2 separate regions of the Homo sapiens genome follow, and region 1 is linked to region 2. A link is a loop called in an ENCODE intact Hi-C map of the cell type or tissue named here. Cell type or tissue: GM12878. All regions are shown on one strand. Each heading gives the region's core, and the rest is flanking DNA. Links, peaks and the distances in the headings are about the cores only. Region 1 has its middle 20 kb from the start of BTLA. Region 2 has its middle 61 kb from the start of BTLA.

The links. A loop is a pair of places that touch in the nucleus more often than their neighbours do. Peaks named below come from ENCODE experiments on the same cell type or tissue, not always from the same donor. Only the 100,000 strongest peaks of a DNase experiment are listed, where the experiment ranks them.
Region 1: a loop joins it to region 2, with 3.0 times the contacts of the local background. A loop is called at or near these places in 12 of 110 quality-filtered maps.

What each region holds. Positions count from the first base shown.
Region 1 is chr3:112,514,889-112,523,230 of GRCh38, reverse strand. No RefSeq gene overlaps it. Among named protein-coding and RNA genes, the nearest start is that of BTLA, 20 kb to the right of the region's middle. RefSeq lists an enhancer at 803-1,303. In GM12878, for the core only: a CTCF peak has its summit at 3,639 (motif pointing right); a DNase peak (open chromatin) is centred at 3,640; H3K27ac peaks cover 1,432 bases.
Region 2 is chr3:112,434,443-112,442,784 of GRCh38, reverse strand. No RefSeq gene overlaps it. Among named protein-coding and RNA genes, the nearest start is that of BTLA, 61 kb to the left of the region's middle. In GM12878, for the core only: a CTCF peak has its summit at 4,983 (motif pointing right); no DNase peak of the experiment used is centred there; H3K27ac peaks cover 290 bases.

The sequences.
Region 1 (8,342 bases), core at 194-8,193, 80 kb before region 2:
CAATGGCATGATATCGGCTTACTGCAACCTCTGCCTCCCGTATTCAAGCGATTCTCCTCTCTTAGCCTTTCAAGTAGCTGGGATTACAGGCATGCACTATCACACCCAGCTACTTTGTTTTTTTTTTTTTTTTTTTTTTTTAGTACAGACTGTTTCTCCATGTTGGTCAGACTGGTCTTGAACTCCCGACCTCAGGTGATCCGCCCGCTTCGGCCTCCCAAAGTGCTGGGATTACAGGTGTGAGCAACAGCGCCCAGCCACCACTTAGCATTTTCATTTTACATTTGTTGAAGTTATAGATTTATACACCCATTGATTGCTGTTTTATTATACACTTGCATATCCATAAAATGGGAAATAGAAAAGAATAAAATGGGCACAGTATCCCTAAAGTTTCACATTCTGAGACATTTTAAAAATATTTGCTTTTTAGAAATTTGTGTCAATTAAACTGGTATACACATACAATGAAGTATTATTCAGCCTAAAAAGGACTAAAATCCTCTCCACTGCAGAAAAAATGGATGAGATTTCAGGTCTGTATATTAAGTGAAATAAGCCAGGAACAGAATGACAAATATTACATGTCCTCACTTACATGTAGGAACAAAAAAGAAAATCTTGGCCAGGTGTGGTGGCTCAGGCCTGTAATCCCAGCACTTTGGGAGGCCGAGTTGCACGGATCACTTGAGGCCAGGAGTTCGAGACCAGCCTGACCAACATGGTGAAACCCCGTCTCTACTAAAAACACAAAAAATTAGCCATGCGTGGTGACGCGTGCCTGTAGTCTCAGCTACTCGGGAGGCTGAGGCCCAAGAATCCCTTGAACTCTGGAGGCAGAGGTTGCAGTGAGCCCGGATTGTGCCTGTATACTCCAACCTGGGCAACAGAAAGAGACTCCATCACACACATACACACAAAAGGAATCTCAGGAAGGTGGAGAGTATAAAGGTGGTTAGCAGACGCTAGGAAGAAAAGGGGTGGGATAGGGAATGAAGAGAAGTGGATAATTGGGTCCCAAAATACAGAAAGATGGAATAAGTGAGTTGTAGTGTTTGCTAGTACAGCACGAAAATTTTAGTTCACAAGAATTTCTTGCATACTTCCAGATGCTTTGGTAAGAAGCTTCCTAACTTTCTCATTATGCTGGTTTTTAAGTTATTCTCTTTCTGCTCCTGAAATCATGCTGGTTTTTTGTTTTTGTTTTTTTGAGACAGAGTTTCACTCTTGTTGCCCAGGCTGGAGTGTAATGGTGCGATCTTGGCTCACTGCAACCTCTGCGTCCTGGGTTCAAGCGATTCTCCTGCCTCCACCTCCTGAGTAGCTGGGATTACAGGCATGCGCTAGCACGCCCAGTTAATGTTGTATTTTTAGTAGAGACGGGGGTTTCTCCCTGTCGGTCAGGCTGGTCTTGAACCCTTGACCTCAGGTGATCCACGCACCTCAGCCTCACAAAGTGCTGGGATTACAGGCGTGAGCAACCGTGCCCGGCCCATGCTGTATCCTTATCTGTTGTCTGTTGTTGTTTGTTTGTTTTTGAGCCCAGGAATAACTTCTCACCTATATGTTCAAATGATTTTTAACATGAGTGCTAAGAAAGTCCAGCAATCTCACTACTGGGTATTTATCCGGAGGAAAGAAAATCTATGTATCAGAGAGATTCCTGCACCTTCATGTTTATTGTAGCACTGTTAAAAATAGTCAAGATATGAAATGTCCATCAAAAGATGAATGGATAAGGTGGTGTATATACACAAAATGGAATTCTACTTGGCCATAAAAAAGAATGAAATCTTCTAATTTGTGGCAACATGGATGAACCTGGAGGGCATGTTAACTGAAATAAGATGGCTCAGAAGGATAAACACCACATGTTCTCACTCATATGTAGGAGCCAAAAAAACAAAAAAGAGCTCATAGAGAGTATAATTGTGGTTTTTAGAGTCTGGGAAGGGTAGTGGGGAAGGAAGAGTAGTGGGGAAGGAAGAGTAGTGGGGAGGAGAGGATACGGAGAAGTTCGTTAACAGATACGAAATTATAGCTAAAGAGGAGGAATAAGTTCTAGTGTTCTGTAGCACTGTAAGGGAAATATTGTGTATTTTTTAAAAAGCTAGAAGAGAGGATTTTTATTTTGAATGTTCACATCATAAATGTTTGAGATAATGAATATGCTTAATTACCCTGACTTGATCATTACACATTGTATACATATATTGAAATACTACTATATATCCCATAAATATGTAGTTATCACATGGCAAAGAAAGAAAAACAATGAAATATTAATAGGCAATTTACAGAAACCCAAAAGTCCAACGAGTGTGTAAAGATACTCAAACTTATCAGAGAGATATGTATTAAAACAATAAGATGCCTCTTTATCTAGTGAAAAATTAGGCTGGATAGTTATTAGCATTCAAAGAAATGTGAAGGTAGAGGAACTCTTGTGCACTGCTGATAGGGTATAGACCAGCACAGCCATTTTAGGGAGTAACCTGGCAGTATCGAATCCAATTGAGTATACCTCACTCCTGAGTTTATACCACAAAAGAATACATGCAGAGGACCTTAAAGGATTGTATAGGAGGATGCTCACTGCTGTGTTGGTTGTGGTGGCGGGAGTTGGAAGTAATCTGGTCTCTTACTACTGATAGACTTACAAAGGATTATGCAGCAATTAGAAAGAGATACACGTGAAACAACATGAATAGATCTTAAATATAGATCTGAATTTTTAAAAGTTATTTGTAGTTAGCTCTACCATTTTTATTTGGTTACCTATATGGCAACATAAATATAATATCTAAACCCAAACTCCTGGTTTTATATCTGCTGCCAAAAAAGTAACTGCCACAACTGAACTAACAATTAAAACCCTTGCTCCTCTAATAATCTTTCTCATCTCAGTTAATGCCACTACTCTCCTCAAAATTTGTCCTGAGCCAAAAATTTTAGGAGCCATCTTTTGTTCCTCTTTCTCTCTACACTCACTCCACTAACACATATCCCAGCTCTCAGGAACAAGCTCTGTCCTCTCTACCTCCAAAATACATCCTGGTGCATAGGATTTTCTGCCCTGAAGTAGCACCTCATGTGATTCCAATGCAGGAGTTTCCTGAATCACACTTTGAGAAACTCTGAAAACATGCTCTCCTGCTCTGTTGAGGAGTAAGCTTTTCCTTTTTGGTAATTTTAGGAAGATAATAATTTTTGGCTTTTTAGAATAAAGATCGTTGTGATTCCATTGTTAATAATCAGTGAATCAAAAGATCCCAACTAGTAATATCATTCCAGTTTTATCACCAACACAGCTGACAGATTGAAAGTTTAATGAACAGCAAGTAATTAAGGCCTAGGCTTTAGAACCAATATTTAATTCCCGGGTCTCTTACTTTTAGTTGTGTAACCTTGGTTTGTTTATTTACCTCTGAACCCCCAGGTTCCACATCTACAAAATGAGAGAGCATTATCTAGCCATAGAGTTGTTAGGAGGATTTGGATGTAAAGCATGTGGCACAGTGCTTGACCTCAACATGGCTGCTGCTAAAATGACAATAATGATAATAATCACTATTGCTGTGACTACTACCACTACTAGAACTTCTAGTTTTGAGGCCACAGATACTAAGAACATCCAGCAGAGGGCAATGGAACAGCACAAGATTTAAGTTAGTATATGAGCCTACTGGAGATGTGTCACATTTACCAAGCATTATTTCTACTTTTATATTTCTTATTTTAATGGAAAGAAGAGATGGATGTTATTGATGGACCTCTTTTATATTTGAGATTCTCACTTCCCCAATTATTGAAGAATGATGGTACATCTATATCTATACAATCCTCGCTTAGAACTTGCAATCTCAATCTCCTAATGTATTAGTCTGTTTTCACGCTGCTGATAAAGACATACCCGAGACTGGGTAATTTATAAAGAAAAAGAGGTTTAATGGACTCACAGTTCCACATGGGTGGGGAGGCCTCACAATCATCACAGAAGGAGAAAAGGTATGTCTTACATGGCAGCAAGCAAGGAAGAAATGAGAGCCAAGCAAAAGGGGAAACTCCCTATAAAAATCATCAGAACTTGTGAGACTTAGTCACTATCACAAGAACAGTATGGGGCAAACTGTCCCCACGATTCAATTACCTCCTACCTGGTCCCTCCCACACATGTGGGAATTATGGGAGCTACTATTCAAGATGAGATTTGGGTGGGGACACAAACCATATCACCTAACATCTTTCAAATTTTTTAAATTTAAAAAAAATTTTTATAGAGACAGGGTCTTCTATGTTGCCCAGGCTGATCTAGAACTCCTGGGCTCAAGTGATCCTCTCACCTCAGCCTCCCAAAGTGTTGGGATTACAGGTATGGGCCACTGCACCTGGCCCTCCTAACAGCTTTGTCCCTTACCCCAATGTCCCCCTTTCTAAATAATGAGAGGAGTGGAATAAATATTTGGTTTTTAAGTCCTGTACCCAAGAGCCATTGGTGCTGTTGAGCTGCATCAGGGCTGTCAGGGATAAGTAGGAAGGCTCCACTTCTCTCCCCACCACTGTCTACCAAAGTAACTCAGCATTTATCTGTTTGATACATTGGATTTTCTCATAAGATTTTATTTTGGAAAAAAAAAAAGTTAAAAAATAGATGCTCACAAATGCCCCTTCTGCCTCTATCCAAAGAATCTAGTTTGCTGGGGCCTTTGTTGTTGTTTTAACAAATAATAGTATTTCTTATCTAGCATTTTTTAACATTTGGCCAGTTCATCAGTTGCAAAATCAGTTATTGTGTCTTTCTTAATATGAAATGATGGAATACAATCAAACAAGTAAAAATATCAACATACATTAGCAAGAAAAAATTTTGTTCTTTGTTCCAGCTATGTCTGTCTATGCATACTGGGTAGAGTGGTAAAATTAATTTCATATTGTAGATTGTGAAAAATTTGAAATTTTGAAAGCCACTGCTATATATATATTGAAAATTTGAAAGCCACTGCTATATATATTGATACAGTTTTTGCTTTTATCACTGTATTAATCTGCTAAGGCTGCAATAACAAACTACCACAGATTGAACAGAATGGCTTAAACAACAGAAATTTATTTTCTCACATTTCTTGGGGCTAGAGTATAAGAAGATGTTAGCATGGTTGTTTCCTCTGAGGCCTCTCTCTTTGGCTTGTAGGTGGTTGTCTTCATGTTCACATGGTGTTCTTCCTGTATGCATATTGTTAAAGAAAAAAATTATTTTATAATGCTTGTTGATGGGCATTTGGGTTGATTCCATGTCTTTGCTGTTTGTGAATAGTGCTGCAATGAACATATATGTGCATGTATCTTTATAATTGAATGATTTATATTCCTTTGGGTATATACCCAGTAATGGAATTGCTGGGTCAAATGGTATTTCTGGTTCTATGTCCTTGAGAAATCACCACACTGTCTTCCATAATGGTTGTTCTAATTTACATTCCTACCAACAGTGTAAAACTGTTCTTATTTCTCCACAGCCTCACCAGCATCTGTTGTTTTTTGACTTTTTAGTAATCACCATTCTGACTGGTGTGAGATGGTATCTCATTGCGGTTTTGATTTGCATTTCTCTAATGATCAGGGATGTTGAGCTTTTTTTCATATGTTTGTTGGCTGTACTTCTTTTGAGAAGTATCTGTTCATGTCCTTTGCCCACTTTTTAATGGGGTTTTTTTTTTCTTGTAAATTTGTTTAAGTTCTTTGTATACTCTGGATATTAGACCTTTGTCAGATGGATAGATTGAAAATGTGGTACATATACATCATGGGATACTATGCAGCCATAAAAAGGAACAAGATCATGTCCTTTGCAGGAACATGGTTGGATCTGGAAGCCATTATCCTCAGCAAACTAACACAGGAACAGAAAACCAAAGGCCACATGTTCTCACTTATAAGTGGGAGGTGAACAGTGAGAACACATGGACACAGGGAGGGGAACAACACACCCTGGGGCCTGTCGGTGGGGGTTGGGGGAGGGAGAGCATCAAGAAAAGTAGTTAGTGTATACTGAGCTTAATACCTAGGTGATGGGTTAATAGGTGCAGCAAACCACCATGGCACATGTTTACCTGTGTTTACTTATGTAACAAACCTGCACATCCTGCAGGTTATGTACCCTGGAATGTAAAATAAAATAAAAAACTAAAGTTCAGATCTTGAAATTGTAAAACAGAGAACATAAAGCAAACACACTTAATATGTTACAAAGAAAATGAGAAATGCAAAAATAATAATAATAATAATACTTATTAAAGCACAGTGAAGAAGACTTTATTCAGGACCATTGCAATAGGTATAGGTAACACCACAATGAGATTTTGCAGCCTGGGAGAAAGATTGGACTTAATTCCAAACACAGCATGGGCAAGTGGGAATTTATAGCCAAGGAGCAGGGTGGGGGTCAATGGATGGAAAATTACTAAAAGGAAACATCAGGGGTGAGGAAGATTTCAGCTAAACCAACTTCACAGGATTCTTGCTAAAAACAGAACAAGGTGATTTATTACCTGTGGGATAGTGGAGGATGAGGAACTTGATCAGATGTCACGGTTGATCAGCTACTGGGGGAGAGGGGTTCTTACTAAATGAGTTTTTGGATAAAGCAGATTTTACAAGGAGGTGCACAGATGGGCCTAGGAGAAGGTTAGGGAGCCTGACTGAAGTTTGGTCAAGTTAGAATCTGTGTCAATATCTGTACAAAATTCCTCTTCTTACAAGGACATAAATCATATTCGATAAGGGCCTACATTACTGACTTCATTTTAACTTAGTTACCTCTTTAAAGACCCTATTTATAAACATAGTCACATTATTAGGTATTGGGTATTAGAAGTTCAGCATGAAATTTGGTGTAACACACTTCAGTCTATAATGATCACATAAAAAATCTTGGAGATCAATCCATACAAACACATAAAGGCTGCTTCATTTTATTTCATTATTGGACTATATTTCCTTCTCCTTCTGTCTTACTCCCCCCTACACAACCTCAAATAATAATTAGTGCTTTTGTAAAGGATTATGAGTTCATTGTAAAAATTGCAAACAAGTACAAAGAAGAAAATAAAAAATCAGGTTCATTATTATCTCTTGGAGCTAATATTTTTGACATTTTGATGAATATTCTTTTAATGAGCCCTTTGTGTCTAAATACATATATAGATGTATATGTTCATGAATATATGTAAATGAGTATATGGATATGTATGCATTAACCAAAACTGGGATTGTACCATTTATGTATTCCTGTAATCCTCGTCACTAAACAATATGAGGGGACCGTCTTCTTTAAGAAATATATTAATAGATCTATATTATGATTAACAATGCTTACCTAGTATTTAGTTGTATGGATGTTCAATTAATCATCTAACAGGTCATTTAATTTGCTTATATTTTTTCTGTTATAATCAAGACTTATGTCTTGATTACATCTTTGCACACTTGTGTGATAATTCCCATGGAGTAAATTCTTGGAAGTAAGAATACAAAGTTGGCAGCCACTTTACTATTTTAATATATACAATAATTTTAAGCTATCTTCTAAATAGTTTATACTAATTTATACACTCACCACAAAAATTAAAAAAACATGAGTTCTTATATATCTACACTGTCACTAATAATATTAGAATGTATTATTTAGCATTTTTAAAAATAAAATTAGTTTTTATTTGCACTTACAAGTGAAAGCATCTTTTCTCCCAACATTTTATTTACAACATACAACAAAGTTTGAATTCATTTTACAGCAAACACTAATGCACACCATCTTGATTCTACCATTAACATTTTACTATAGTAACAATATAACTATCCTTCTATCTGTACCTTTACCCATCCATTTAATTCATCTTTTAAAATGCATTTTAAAGGAATTTACAGGAATCCATACACTTTACCCAAATTGCAGTTGACCATTGAAAACACAGGTTTGAAATGTTTGAAATGTGCAGGTTGACTTATATGTGGATTTTTTTCAATACATATATTGGAATTTTTTTTGGAGATTTGTGACGATTTGAAAAAACTCAGATGAACCACTTAGCCTAGAGATAACAAAAAAATTAAGAAAAAGTTATGTCATGAGCATATAACATATAACAAAATATAAAAAGTTATTTATCAAAACTGACACAAGCAAACACACACCATACATGGTGCAATTTGAAGTTCAGAAAAATATAAACAAATGTAAAGGCAGTATTAAACTACACAAAATTAACTGTAGTACATACTTGACTCAGCTGAGTGACCAGAGGCCTTGTGGGTGTATCTGGGCAAGGGGTTAGGGGGGTTGA
Region 2 (8,342 bases), core at 162-8,161:
CATTCTGTCCTATAAAATTAACTTTTTGGCCTATGTAATTAAATGTATATTTTTTCTAAAAATGTCTAATTAGTAGCTACATCCTCCAATTAAACAAAACAAGAAAATTGATGCATTTAAAAATGTATATTACGTGGGTATACTGCACCCATGTAACAAGCCTGCATATGTACCAACTATATCTAAAATATAGGAAGGATAGTACCCCACATGTAGTTTTTTAACACATGCCCCCCTCCCTCTCTCTGCCCTCTAGTAGTCCATCGTGTCTATTGTTCCCATGTTCATATCCCATGTATACTCAATGTTTAGCTCCCACTTATGAACATGCAGTCTTTGGTTTTCTGCTCCTGCATTAATTTGCTTTGAATTATGACCTCCAACTCTATCTATGTTGCCGCAAAGTACATGATTTCATTCTTTTTTATGGCTGTGTTCTGTGGTGTATATGAACCACGTTTTCTTTATCCAGTCCACCATTGATGGGGACCTAGGTTGACTGCAGGTATTTGCTATTGTGAATAGCATGATGACGAACATATAAGTACCTCTGTCTTTTTGGTATAATGATACATTTTCCTTTGGGTATATACCCAGTAATGGGATTGCTGGGTATAATGGTAGCTCTGTTTTAACTTCTTTGAGAAATCTCCAAATTGCTTTCCACAGTGTCTGAACTAATTTACATTCCCACCAATAGTCTATAAGCATTCCCTTTTCTCTGCAGCCCCACCAACATCTGTTGTTTTTTGACTTTAATAAAGCCATTCTGACTGGTGTGAGATGGTATCTCATGGTTTTAATTTTCACTTCTCTAATGATTGGTGCTGATGACAGTTTTTCATGTTTGTTGGCCACTTGTATGTCTTCCTTTGAGGAGTGTCTCTTCATGTCCTTTGCCAATTTTTTAATGAGGCTTATTTTTGCTTGTTGATTTGTTTAAGCTCCTTAGAAATTCTGGATATTAGACCTTTATCAGATGCATACTTTATGAATATTTTCTCCCACTTTGTAGGTTGTCTGTTTACTCTGTTGATAGCTTCTTTTGCTCTGCAGAAACTCTTTAATTAGGTTCCACTTGTCAATTTTTGGTTTTGTTGCAAATGCTTTCGAGGACTTAGTCAAAAATTATTTGCCCAGGCTGATATTGAGAAGAGTATTTCCTAGTATTTTTTTCTAGGATTTTTATAGATTAAGGTTTTATATTTCAACACTTAATGCATCTTGAGTTAATTTTGTATATGGTGAAAGGTAAGGGTCCAGTATTATTCTTCTGCATATAGCTAGCCAGTTAACACCATTTATTGAATAGGGAATCCTTTCCCCATTGCTTGTTTTTGTCTACCTTGTTGAAGATCAGACTGTTGTAGGTGTGCAGCTTTATTTCCGAGTTTTCTATTCTGTTCCACTGGTCTACGTGTCGGTTTTTGTACCACTACCATGGTGTTTTTGGTTGCTGTACTTTTGTAGTATAATTTGATGTTGTGATGCTTTCAGCTTTGCCCTTTTTGCTTAAGATTTCTTTGGCTATTCAGGCTCTTTATTGGTTTCCTATGAATTTTATAATAGGTTTTTCTAATTCTGTGAAGAATGACACTGGTTATTTGATAGAAATAGCATTGAATCTGTAAATGGCTTTGGGCAGAATGGCCATTTTAATAATATTGATTCTTCCAATCTAAGAGCATGGAAACTTTCCCCATGTGTTTTTTTCATCTCTAATTTCTTTCAGCAGTGTTTTATAGTTCTCCTTGTAAAAAATCTTTCAACTCCTTGATTAACTATATTCCTTGGTATTTCGTTTCCTTTGTGGCTTTTGTGAATGAGATTGCATTCTCAATTTGGCTCTCAGCCTGAATATTATTGGTGTATAGAAATGCTACTGATTTTTTGTACATTGATTTTGTATCCTGAAACCTTGCTAAATTTTCAGTTCTAGGAAATTTTTGGCAGAGTCTTTAGGGTTTCCTAAGTATAGAATAATGTTATTAGTGAAGAGAGATAGATTGACTTGTTATTTTCCTATTTGGATGTCTTTTATTTCTTGTTCTTTCTTGATTGCTCTGGCTAGGACTTCCAGTACTTGTTGAATAGGAGGGCATCCTTGTCTTGCTCCAGTTTTCAAGTGGAATGCTTCCAGCTTTTCCTGTTCAGCATGGTGTTGGCTGTGGGTTTTTCATAGATGGTTCTTATTAATTTGAGGTACGTTCCTTTGATGCCTAGTCTGTTGAGAGTTTTTATATGAAGGGAAGTTTGAATTACCGAAAGCTTTCTCTGCATCTATTGAGATAATCATATGCTTTTTTCCTTTTAATTCTGTTTATGTGGTCAATCACATTCATTGATTTGCATATGTTAAACCAACCTTGCATCCCAGGAATAAAGCCTACTTGATAGTGATGAATAAGCTTTTTGATATGCTGCTGGATTCAATTTGTTAGTATTTTGTTGAGCATTTTTAAAAATCTATGTTCATTAGGTTTATTGGTCTAAAGTTTTCTTTTTTTATTGTATCTCTGCCAGATTTTGGTATCGGAATGATGTTGGCTTCAGAAAAGGAATTAGGGTCAGGAGCTCCTTCTCAATTTTTTGGACTAGTTTCAGTAGAATTGGTACCACTTCTTTGTACATCTGGTAGAATTCAGCTGTAAATCTGTCTGGCCTAGGGCTTTCTTTGCTCAGTAGGATTTTTATTACTGATTCAATTTCAGAGGTTCTTATTGGTTTGTTCATGTTTCACTTTCTTTCTGGTTCAATATTGTGAGGTTGTGTGTTCCCATGAGTGTACCCATTTCCTCTAGATTTTCTAATTTGTGTGCATAGAGGTGTTCATAATAGTCTCTAAGCATCATTTGTTTTTCTATGCAGTCAGTTGTAATGTCACCTTTGCCATTTCTTATTGCACTTACTTGGCTCTTCTCTTTTTTTTTCTTTGTTAGTCTAGCTAGTGGTCTATTAATCCCATTTATTTTTTGAAAAAACCAACACTTGGTTTCATTAAACTTTTCTATGGGCTTTCACATCTCAATTTCATTCAGTTCATCTCTGCTTTTAGTTGTTTTGTTTTCTTCTAATAGCTTTGGGGTTGGTTTGTTCTATTTTTTTCTAGTTCCTCTAGGTATGATGTTCTTTAATTTGAGGTCTTTCTAACTTCTTGATGAAGGCATTCAGTGATATAAACTTTCCTCCTAACACTGTATTTAGCTGTATCTCAAATATTTAAGTAAGTTGTATCTCTGTTTTCATTAATTCTAAAGAATTGTTTTGATTTCTGCCCTAATTTTGTTGTTCACCCAAGAGTTATTTAGGAACAAGTTGTTTTTTTCTTTTTTGGGGGGACAGAGTCTCGCTCTGTCACCCAGGCTGGAGTAGAGTGGCGCCATCTCAGCTCACTGCAACCTCTGCCTCCCAAGTTCAAGCGATTCTCCTGTCTTGGCCTCCCAATTAGCTGAGACTACAGGCACGTGCCACCATGCCTAGCTAATTTTTTGTATTTTTAGTAGAGACAGGTTTCACCATGTTAGCCAGGATGGTCTCGATCTCCTGACCTTGTGATCTGACTGCCTCGGCCTCCCAAAGTGCTGGGATTACAGGTGTGAGCCACCGCACCCAGCCAGGAACAAGTTGTTTAATTTACATGTTGTTGTGTAGCTTTGAGAGATCATGGTATTGGTTTCTATTTTTATTGCATTGTAGTCTGAGAATGTGCTTGGTATAATTTCTATGATTTTGAATTTATTGAGACTTGCTTTATGACTGAGCGTGTGTTTGATCTCAGAATATGTCTTGTGTGTGAATGAGAAGAATGTATATTCTGTGGCTGTTGGGCGGAATATTCTGTAGCTGTCTATAGGTCTAGTTGGTCAAGTGTTGAGTTTAAGTCCAGAATTTGTTTGTTAGTTTTCTGCCTCAATCATCTGTCCAATGCTGTCAGTGGGGTGTTAAAAGTCCCCACTATTTTTCTGTGGCTGTCTAAATCTTTTTGTATGTCAAGAAGAACTTGGTTTTACGAATCTGAGTGCCTTAATGTTGGGTGCATATATAATTAGGATGGTTAGGTCTTGTTGAATTGATCCCTTTATCATCATGTAATATCCTTCTCTGTTCTTTCTGCTTGTTGTTAACTTAAAATCTGTTTATCTAGTATAAGAATAGTGACTCCTGCCATTCCTTGTTTTTAATTTGTATGGTAGATCTTTCTCCATCCCTTTACTTTGAGGCTGTGTCAGTTATTACATGTGAGATGAGCCTCTTAAAGATAGCAGAGAATTAGATCTTGTCTTTTTATCCAGCTTGTCACTGTATGCCTTTTTTTTTTTTTTTTTTGAGACGGAGTCTCGCTCTGTCGCCCAGGCTGGAGTCCAGTGGCGCGATCTCCACTCACTGCAAGCTCCGCCTCCCGGGTTCACGCCATTCTCCTGCCTCAGCCTCCTGAGTAGCTGGGACTACAGGTGCCCGCCACCACGCCTGGCTAATTTTTTTGTATTTTTAGTAGAGATGGGGTTTCACCATGTTAATCAGGATGGTCTCGATCTCCTGACCTCGTGATCTGCCCGCCTCGGCCTCCCAAAGTGCTGAGATTACAGGCTTGAGCCACTGCGCCTGGCCCACTCTATGCTTTTTAAGTGGGGCATTTAGACCATTTACATTCAGGGTTAGAATTGGTATGTAAGATTTTGACCCTGTCATCATGCTGTTATGTGGTTGTTAGCTGGCTGAGGGGATAGTCTGTTCATTTGGAGGTCAGGGGACACTCTGTTTTTTAAATTGCCAGAATTCTTTGCCTATTCTTTCTCATTGAGAAGGCTGGTCTTCCTTTAACTGTGGCGCCAAATGAGCATCATCATCTGTCTTTGTTTCTGGGTGCTTTCAGAGGGTCAAGGCTCTGTGTAGGATCTTTAATTGTGGCTGGATTTTTGCCTAGGGTCTGACAGGCTTTGTATACTGGCAAAATATTTTTGGTGTTGTAATTTGGAGTGTGAACCAGTAGATGGAGCTTCAGGGTGTTGGCCAGCAGATAGGCTCTTAGCCATACAGCTCTCTGTGTATTTCAGCACATTCACAGTAGTACTCTGTGATGGCAGTGAGAAAGATAGGTGACCCCCCAACAAGGTCTGCTCCAGGGCCTTGGAGAAGCCCCCTTTGATTACTGGCACCGCATTCATATTTCCTTTGTTAGGCACTCTGGGCAGCAGGGTTTCCTCACGTACTGGCTGTGGCTGGCATTCAGGTCACACCCTTCCTGGATCGGCCCTGTAGAAGGAGGCACAACTCATTCCCGTCAGCCCAAGAACCTGAGTATCTCATCCCTCAAAGTGTTCTGGGAGTAGGGCACCTCTCCTGCTTGGGCACTGCCAAAGCCAGTGAGCCTTGTCTGGCTAGAGGCAGTGGGGGTGGGTGGAGTGGCATGGACCACCATCTGCATGCTTTCTAGGGGAACACGGGGCTTTGCCCACCTGCAGAGTTCAGGCAGGAGAGGGGCTGCTGTGCTGGAAGCCCAAGCTGGTGAGTCCCATCTGGCTAGCAGCAGTGTGGGTCAGAGAAATCTCCCAATTCATCACCTGAGTGTTTCCTGGGGGGACACAGAGCTGTGCCCACTGGCAGAGTTCAGGCAGGGCTGGGTCTGCTGTAGTGGAAGGAGTCGTCAAGCCTTGTCTGGCAGGTAGGAGTGAAGCAATCTGACTGCTCCCCAACACCACAACTGTGGCCTCTATTGGTGTTACGGCTGTTGGTGCCAGGTTGTTCAGGTGTCTAAGGCCTAAGGAGCTCCCCATGGTTTTGAGTGGTACCTCTGCAAAAACTCTGGCAACTTTCTGTATCAGTCTAGAGGCCCAGGGTAGGGTGGGGGTCAAGGGTGTTCTCCCATTTCCTGAATTGCACAGGTTCCTGTGATAAGTGTGGATTCCCTGGGAGCTCTTACTCCCTCACCCTGTCCCTGTATTCGGAAGCTTCTCTTGGCTCCCTGCTAGTCCTGGGTGGGCAGATGCCCAGCTTCACTATTTTCTGTTCTCTTTGTGTCCTCTCTCTCCCTTGATGGATCCTGACATGGATTCTTGGATGATCCACTTAAAGAGTCAGTATTTACTTGCTACTTTGTTTCCTCTCTGTTAGAGTGGCACACACTAGCTGCTGCTAGTCAGCCATCTTGAACCACTTCAGGAATTTTTTTTCTGGTATGAATCTTCAGAAAATTCGTACAGAAAGAGTTTTGGTGATAAATATTCTAAATTTTTACATGTATATTTTTATTTTATCTTCCTAATTTGACTTTGATTGGAATTCTAGTATTAAATTCTAGTGTAGCTTTCTGGAAAATTTGAAGATATTTTTTCATTATCTATTGCCTTCAGAGTTTCTGAGAAGATTGATGTCAATTCATTCTTATTCATTTGTAGGTAATTTTTATTGTTGTTATATGAAAGCTCTTAGAATTTCTCCCCATAATTTTGTGGGTTCTGAAATAACACTATAGGTAGTGTGTTTACATTTTTTCTTGTTTGGCTTTTAGTAGAAATTTTAAGTTTCAGGACTCATGTCTTTCTCTGCTCAGGGTAATTCTCTTCTATTATTTCTTTAAATATCATCTCCTCCTTGTTTGGTCTACTCTTACTTTTGTGAACTCCCATGAAATGGCTGTCGAAATTCTGGGTCTAGTCTGCAAAGTCTTTTAAGTTTTATTTCATATGTTCCCGCTCTTTGACTCTTTGTATGCATTCTAGGGCAATTCTTTGTCTCACTCTGCTAGCTTACTACATCAACCTTCAGTTGGGTCTGCTCTACTTTTTAGACTATCTCTTAAGGTTGTCATTTCAACAACCACATTTTTAATTTTCACAATCAATAATTTGTATTTTTTTTACTTATTCTGAGAATGCTAATTGTGCTTCCTCCCCAACCCCACCCCCCTGCAAAAAAAAGCTCTGCTCAGGTTGCTCTATTAATTCTATTTTTCCCTCTGTAGGTTCTTGGGTTTATTGACTTTACTCTTTCTCTATGTGTTGGCTTCCCTCAAACATCTCATTATTCCCATAGTGAAGACTTTATTTTTGATTGTGTGTCATAGGTGTTTGTGCAGCCCACGAGGGCATTATTTTATTGAAAGTGTGTGGGAAGTACAGCATGCTGACAGGATAGCACCTCGGTGTGTATTTTTCTGAGCATGGCTGCTCCTCATTTCTTTTACAAATCACAGTCACATGCACATTGTCCATTCTCCATTCTCTCTAATCTACTCTTCCTCATATTGTAAGCAATCACTCCCATTGCATGACTAGTCAATAGGGTAGGGGTTGGTCAGCTTGGCTGTTCCTGCTAATCACCATGTTTATTGCCTCTTCTACTCATCAATCTACAGGTATAAAGTTTCTTTGTATAAGATCTCACATTTTTAACAGTTTAATCATGTACAGATTTTGGATTGTGGCTTTTTAAAAAATCAATTTGATTCCTATGACTTTTGTCCTTTAAGGATTTTTCCCAGTTCTGGTCCTCTGAGGGAGAGAGAGAGAAAGAAAGACAGAGAGAGAGAGAAGGTGCATTCTTATTTTCAAGTGTAGCTATGGCTTACTCACACTCTTATACAAACACATCTATCTATCTATCTATCTATCTATCTATCTATCTATCTATCTATCTATCTTACCACTTCTGGCAAGAACTCTCTTTTTTTTTTTTTTGAGATAGAGTCTCACTCTCTTGCCCAGGCTGGAGTGCAGTGGTGTGATCACGGCTCACTGCAACCTCTGCCTCCTGGGTTAAAGTGGTTCTCCTGTCTCAGCCTCCTGAGTAGCTGGGACTACAGGCACATGCTACCACGCCCAGCTAATTTTTGTATTTTTAGTAGAGATGGGGTTTCACCATATTGGCCAGGATGGTCTTGATCTCCTGATCTTGTGATCCGCCCGCCTCAGCCTCTCAAAGTGCTGGGATTACAGGCATGAGCCACTGTGTCTGGCCAAAAACTATAACTCTTTTATCTCAGTATTTCTAGTTTCTTCCACAGTAGCTCCTCAAAACGTGGTTGTAGATTTGGAAATAAATGTAATTGAGTGGACCAGTCATTCTCTGCCATGGGAAATCAGGCCATTTACAAGATAAATGCTTTAAGGGAAGCTTCCAATTTGAATTCCAGTGATTTAACTTTCCTATCTACCTATGTTTTGTCTTCCCAACACAATGTCCATATTGATAATACATGGAAACAAATTTACTGTAATGCTCAAAAGTTGTATTTTGATACACATGTTCTTATTTGGTCCTTACAACCACCATCTGAGGCAAAAGTCCTGACCTCCATCTTTCAGTTGAGTAAACTGAGGCTCAGAGGGGACTGGTACAAGAAC